Linked DNA regions of Mus musculus: region 1 is linked to region 2. A link is a loop called in an ENCODE intact Hi-C map of the cell type or tissue named here. Cell type or tissue: left cerebral cortex. All regions are shown on one strand. Each heading gives the region's core, and the rest is flanking DNA. Links, peaks and the distances in the headings are about the cores only.

The links. Peaks named below come from ENCODE experiments on the same cell type or tissue, not always from the same donor. Only the 100,000 strongest peaks of a DNase experiment are listed, where the experiment ranks them.
Region 1: it touches region 2 in a loop (2.9-fold over the local background); 6 of 42 quality-filtered maps call a loop at or near these places.

What each region holds. Positions count from the first base shown.
Region 1 is chr17:15,466,620-15,469,532 of GRCm38, forward strand. No RefSeq gene overlaps it. Among named protein-coding and RNA genes, the nearest start is that of Psmb1, 30 kb to the right of the region's middle. In left cerebral cortex, for the core only: a CTCF peak has its summit at 1,271 (motif pointing left); a DNase peak (open chromatin) is centred at 1,284.
Region 2 is chr17:15,394,593-15,397,505 of GRCm38, forward strand. Fam120b (family with sequence similarity 120, member B) reads left to right here and starts at 1,654. Exons shown (of 11, transcript NM_024203.3): 1 at 1,654-1,968. In left cerebral cortex, for the core only: no CTCF peak of the experiment used is centred there; a DNase peak (open chromatin) is centred at 1,593; H3K4me3 peaks cover 1,595 bases; H3K27ac peaks cover 1,054 bases.

The DNA of each region.
Region 1 (2,913 bases), core at 109-2,608, 72 kb after region 2:
GCACTGACTGCTCTTCCAGAGGTCCTGAGTTCAATTCCCAGCAACCACATGGTGGCTCACAACCACCTGTAATGAGATCTGAAGACAGCTACAGTGTACTTACATATAATAAATAAATAAATAAAATCTTTTTTAAAAATAAGAAAGAAATAGAGGAACGTTTTTAAAACCCAAGCATCTGCTTTATGTCTATATGCACGAACACATTCTTTACAGAATAGAACAGAAACATCGTGTCAACAGCTTTGCTGTTCACATGCGTTCCACAACCGCTGCTTAGAACCTCCTCCTAGTCTCTCCTTGTGGATCATAGTGGTTCATAGAGTCTCTGCAAACAGTAAGCAATCTTACTGAGAAGCTTTACAAAGAAAGTACAATTTCCAGGGGATGTTGTGCTAAGTCTAAAACATTTGAGCCCCACCTGGAGTGCAAAATGCTAGCAAGTCCTGTGTAGGCTTTGCCATGATGGGAGAAAATTCCAGACTATGAAAGCTGTACTCCCAAGGGCAGAAGAACAGGCTGGTATAGTTGCCACCTGGAGCTAGCCCATGTTTGGGCTCTGTAGATGTGTGTTCCTAATATTCTAAATGACGTGAAAATTTGGTAAGACTACCACAGCCCAGCCATGTCCTTACCTTCTAGGTGTCACAGTTGATTCTCAACAACCTACTCTAAAAAGCAGGTACAATACCAATAGGAGAGTTGAGAATGTAGAAGAAAAATAGGATCTGTCTATTGCTTTAGAAATAATTAAAATAAAAAATAAAAAACAATCACAGGGCCTGATGATACATGCCTTTAATCCCAGAACTTGGGGAGGCAGAAGCAGGAAGATCTCAGAGTTTGAAATTGGTACGTATAGAAAGTTCCAGGTCAGCGGGGGCTATATACCTAGTGAGACCCATCTTTTACAAGTATATAGCTCCAAATAAATCCAGTGTTCTGATATTTGTCTTTTTGTGTCAAAGTCAGTTCCCTTTCTCCTCCTCCTCTGTCTTCTTTTCTCTCCCCTCCAGATCAAACACACACCTCGCATGCATCCAGTACAGTGATGACCAGTTTATCTTCTTCTGTCCTCTGCAGTTTAATATGTACATGAACTGAGATTACAAGTTACCACAAAATGTCCTTTTGCCAAGTTAAGGAAGAACAGTATTTACTACCGGACTCAAGTTCTATTTCCTGCCTACCACAAACTAAACTCTATCCTAGGAAATGCTCGCCACAAAGTGGGGGCACCAGAGGTAAATCCACAGCGCCACCTGGTGGCCTCCTCCAGGAGCGTGACACAGAACCTGGCATTCATGAATGAGGAATAGCCACCATCCTTTGACAGGCCTCAGCCATCTTTGTGGCACATCTCAAAGCAGGAGTCAGGTCAGGGGTCTGCTTGAGGTGACAGTGGAGTCCCAGTTCAAAACAGTGGTGTTTACCAACAATCCGCCTTACAGTCATCAGCCCACACTCCAAATGAAGTTCTAAATACTTGCCTGTCATGGAAGAAAAATTTTCTAAAGATGATTCACAAGTTCTAGAGATCCACCCGAGAACAAATAGCGGTCCTAATAGGAAAGTGCGTATCTCTAAGCGCCCAAAATTTTAAAAATAAAAAAACAGAGAAAACTCAAATAACTTAATGATGCACCTTGAAGCCTTAGAAAAGTCAGAACAAATCAAACTCCAAATCAGTAGATAAGGAGACATACTTAAGGGCAGAAATTCATGAAATAGAAATAGTGAGTACAAGACAAACCAAAGAATCAGATGCAGAGTTCTTTCTTTAAAAAGGCAAATAAACCTTTTAAAAAGACAGACAAACCCTTAGCTAAGTTAACTAAAAGACAGAGAAGACTTGTAAGATCAGAAATGAAAAAAGAAGTTATTACAAGAGATACCAAGAGTAAGAAAAGCATAAAACATACCTTACAAACCTATATTCCACTAAATTTTTAAAATCTAAGAGAAATGGATGAAATTGATAGGTATATGACCTACCAAAATCAAATCAAAATGAAAAAAAATTAAATAGTCCTATATCCAGCAGCAAGACCGACATGGTCATAAAAATCTCCTGACTGAAGAACACCCAGGTTCAGATGTACTCACTGTATAGATCTCTACCCTTCACTCAAGAATGGAGACCAGTATTTTGCAAATCACCCTATAAAGTAGAAAAGGAAGGAAACTTCCAAACCGGTTTTGCTTTTTTTTTTCTTTTGCCAATATCATACTGATACCAAAACCAGGCAGAGACAACATTAAGAAAATTATAGACTGATCTCTCTGATCAATACAGATACAAACGTTCTCAGTAGGATACTAGCAAACTAATTCAAGATCTCGTCATTCAGCACCAAGTTGACTTCATTAAAGAGAAGATTCAACGTATAAATCAATAAATGTAACTTGTCATATAAATAGACTCAAGGACAGAAACCAAATAAATTCAGGAAAGGTCTTTGATTAGTCCAGTATCTCTTCATGAGATATTTGCTACAGAATCTATGGATATAGGGGACATAATTCAAAACATAATAAAGTCAATATACAACGAGGCCACAACAACATTATGGTAAAGGTAAAAAATATTTGAAGCATTTTTACTAAAATAAAAATAAAACTTTCTCCATTCCTGTTCAATACGGTGCTTGAGTCTCAGAGCAGTAAGAAAAAATAGATACAAATAGGAAAGTAAAAATATTCCTGTTTGTAGATGAAATAGTTTTAATATAAGAGATATTATCCACTCCACTCACACTATTTTGGTTGGAATAAACTTAACTAAGTAAACAACAGAACTTCTACAAGAAAACCTTTAAAGACACTGAAGAAAGGAACTAAGGGGGAAGTGAGAAGATAGAAAGACCGTCCATGTATATGGATTAGAAGAATTTAAAATTGTCAAGATAGCCA
Region 2 (2,913 bases), core at 180-2,679:
GCTTCCTGCATGTGGAGATGAGAACTCTCAGCTGCTCCAGTCACATTTCCTCACTGGGAAGGTGGCTGACTCTGTAGTCATGATGTTATAACACAGGGACAGAAAAGTAACTAAAATACTGAGACACTACCCCAAGACAGGCAGGGATGAAGGCTGAATTGGGAGCCATTGTATGGTTTTCGCCATTCCCAAACCTTCTAAGACTGAATGATATTGCTGCCACCCCTGAAGACCTGAGGCACTATAAGGGTGGTGGCAGTTGCAGGTTTAGTCTCACCTTTTGTGGAGACTTGAGACTTGTCAATCAAGTAGCTGCCCCTGAAGGTTCCTCAGCCTGTTGTCAGGGCAACTGTAATGATTACTGCTCTATTCTAGCTACCAATGTCCAGAGAAGACTTCACGGCAACTGTAGATGCCACAGAGACTTTGTTTCAGTCAGGGGAACCATTACAATCAACCACCACCCAGCAGTTTCATGGCCTTGGGAAACTGACCATGACACCTTGAGATGGCTCTTAGATCACCCTACTCAGTGACCCCAGCCCAATGGCAGTATACAGGAGAAAGTTTTTTGTTGTGGTTGTTTGCTTTGCTTTGTTTTTCTGCAAGTTGCCCCTGTGCTGCCAATAAAATTTACTCCAAGTGGTACTGATGCCTCCTTGTAGTCTTGATCCCGGGTAGGGTAGCTTGCGTCGGTTGCATAAAGAACAGGTACAGCACCCAACAGAAACCAATAGAGGGCTGTTGTAGAGGCCATGGAGTGCTAAGACTGTGAAGGACTACGGGAGTGTTGGGAAAGTATAGCATAGAGGAGAACAGAAACTGCAAAAGATAAAACACTACTGAATGCAAGCGCCAGCTGCTCTAAAGAGTCCCAGAAAGTCACCGAGTTGCTACCTCTGGCAGCTGAGGACGCATCCTGGAGCTGTAAAGCTAAAGGCAGAGAACCCCTCTACCATAAGGCTAGCACAAGCTGTGACTCAACAGCTAAAACTGTAATCTTGAGATCCAAATGTTTCCAGCACCCCAAGTTGGGGGCTACCGACACAAAGGATGCTTTAGCTTATTGGAGATTTCCATCCAAAATACTAGACAGCCTGAATGTAGCCCACAAGGATGGCCACTTCACCCAATAAAATGACCAGCATTATTGCCTATGACAACTCTGTAAGTGGACTCTCGGCCCTTGATGCTCCTTGTCCAAGCTGTGCCGCCTTTCAGTACTGGTACTCCTAAGGGGATTCAAGACCAAACCAGGATCCTCGCAGCTTCCCATACTCTGCGTGGTTGCAAGCTGTGGTCTGTGGCATTTAAAAGGGTTTCCAGTGACTATCCGCTGCAGCCTGTGTGCGTGCATTACCGGAGCAAGGCACCCAGTGCTAGTGCAGGCTGCCACTCAGCCTGAAGACTTAGCCTATGGGACAAACACACTTTTCCCAGTCCGGCTATCCAGCGGCGTGCAGGCGTCCTAGGCTATTCCCCGGTTGCTAGGCAACGGGTTAAAGCTTCCTTCTTCCTGGGTGCCACCCACTTCGCCTCCCGCTCTAGCGCTTGCGTACTACATCCCTTTCGTCTCTTCGTCCTTTACTTCCAGTTATATAAGCACAAGCTTCACTTTGTCTAACCAGACACTTCTCCGGGCGGAAGTTCAATAACGGAAGCGGAAGTGAGCACGCCGTAGACTGTGGGTCTGAAATCTGGTTGACGCAGTCTGCGGCCACTGCTGAGCTTTGGGTAGGCCAGGCTGGGGAATCGGCCCTGGATCTCTGCTGTCGCATCTCCCTACCCCAGACTCCTTCCAGCATCAAGTCCACTATCCTCGCCGTGGCCACGCCCCTCCGCATCCTGGCTTCTCTGCGTCCTGGCTGTTCCTCCCTGGGTGGAGGGGAGAGGCAGCCATCCACTTGCAGGTGGAGCGGGGTGGAGACTCTTCCTGAGCCCAGCTGCAGGACACTGAGGACCAGCGAGGTAGACTCTCAGACTCTGGTAGCGGCTGGGGAGGGAAGAACTGGTAACTGGAAACCAGGTTGGGAGGTTGTAGGACCTTAAGTGATGGAGAGGCGAAGGGGCTGGGCCTCAGCTGTGTTGAGTTCCTCTGGGGAGGGGACCATCCGTTTGATTTCGGCCTACATATGCTCTCAGATCTTTCCACCTTAGGGACTTGCTGTTACCCACGTCCAATGTCTCTCATCATTTTCCCTATCTCCCATCCATTAGAGGATAGCTCCTGACCTCGACTGACATTAGGTTAGTGTACGAACGCCTGGCTACTTTTTTCTTTACCTGTTTTTGAAAGGCACCAGCAACTGATGCGTTATTTCTCTTGCCCCCACCTTGACTATAGCACCTCCCAGTTTAAAAAAAATATCTGTTCAGCCAGTCTTCCAGACGTTTATATCTGTGAACACCTTTGGCCCCCCCCAAAAAACTTACGTGGAGAGCATTTGAAATCATTTATTTTCCACACTCAAAGACTCTACTCTTATCTCTGAACTGGAGTCTGGATATATTTATGGAACTGATAATGAAAAGTTCACGAATCCAAGCTTTGGCTTCGGAGTCCTTGATTTCAGTGTACTGTGAATACAACACCCCTCTGTTCATAATTATAGAGCCTTTACAACTTGCTATTTATCTTATGTTGCTGCTTTGCAAGTGTTCTTGTCCCAGTTTTCCCCTCCCCATTTCCACCATCTTCAAGGTGTGCTTGGTATTTGAAAGAAAGGCCTGGTCATTGGGTAGAGCATTGTAACTTCTGTGTTGCAGATACTAAACTAATTTCATTTACTTTCTGAGTTGACTCCACCTTGGTAAGAAGGATGCATTCCACATAATGCTATCAATTGTTGCTACAGAACTTAATACCAAGTATAAATAGTTTTAATTTTATTGTTAGGCATTATTTCTCTCCAT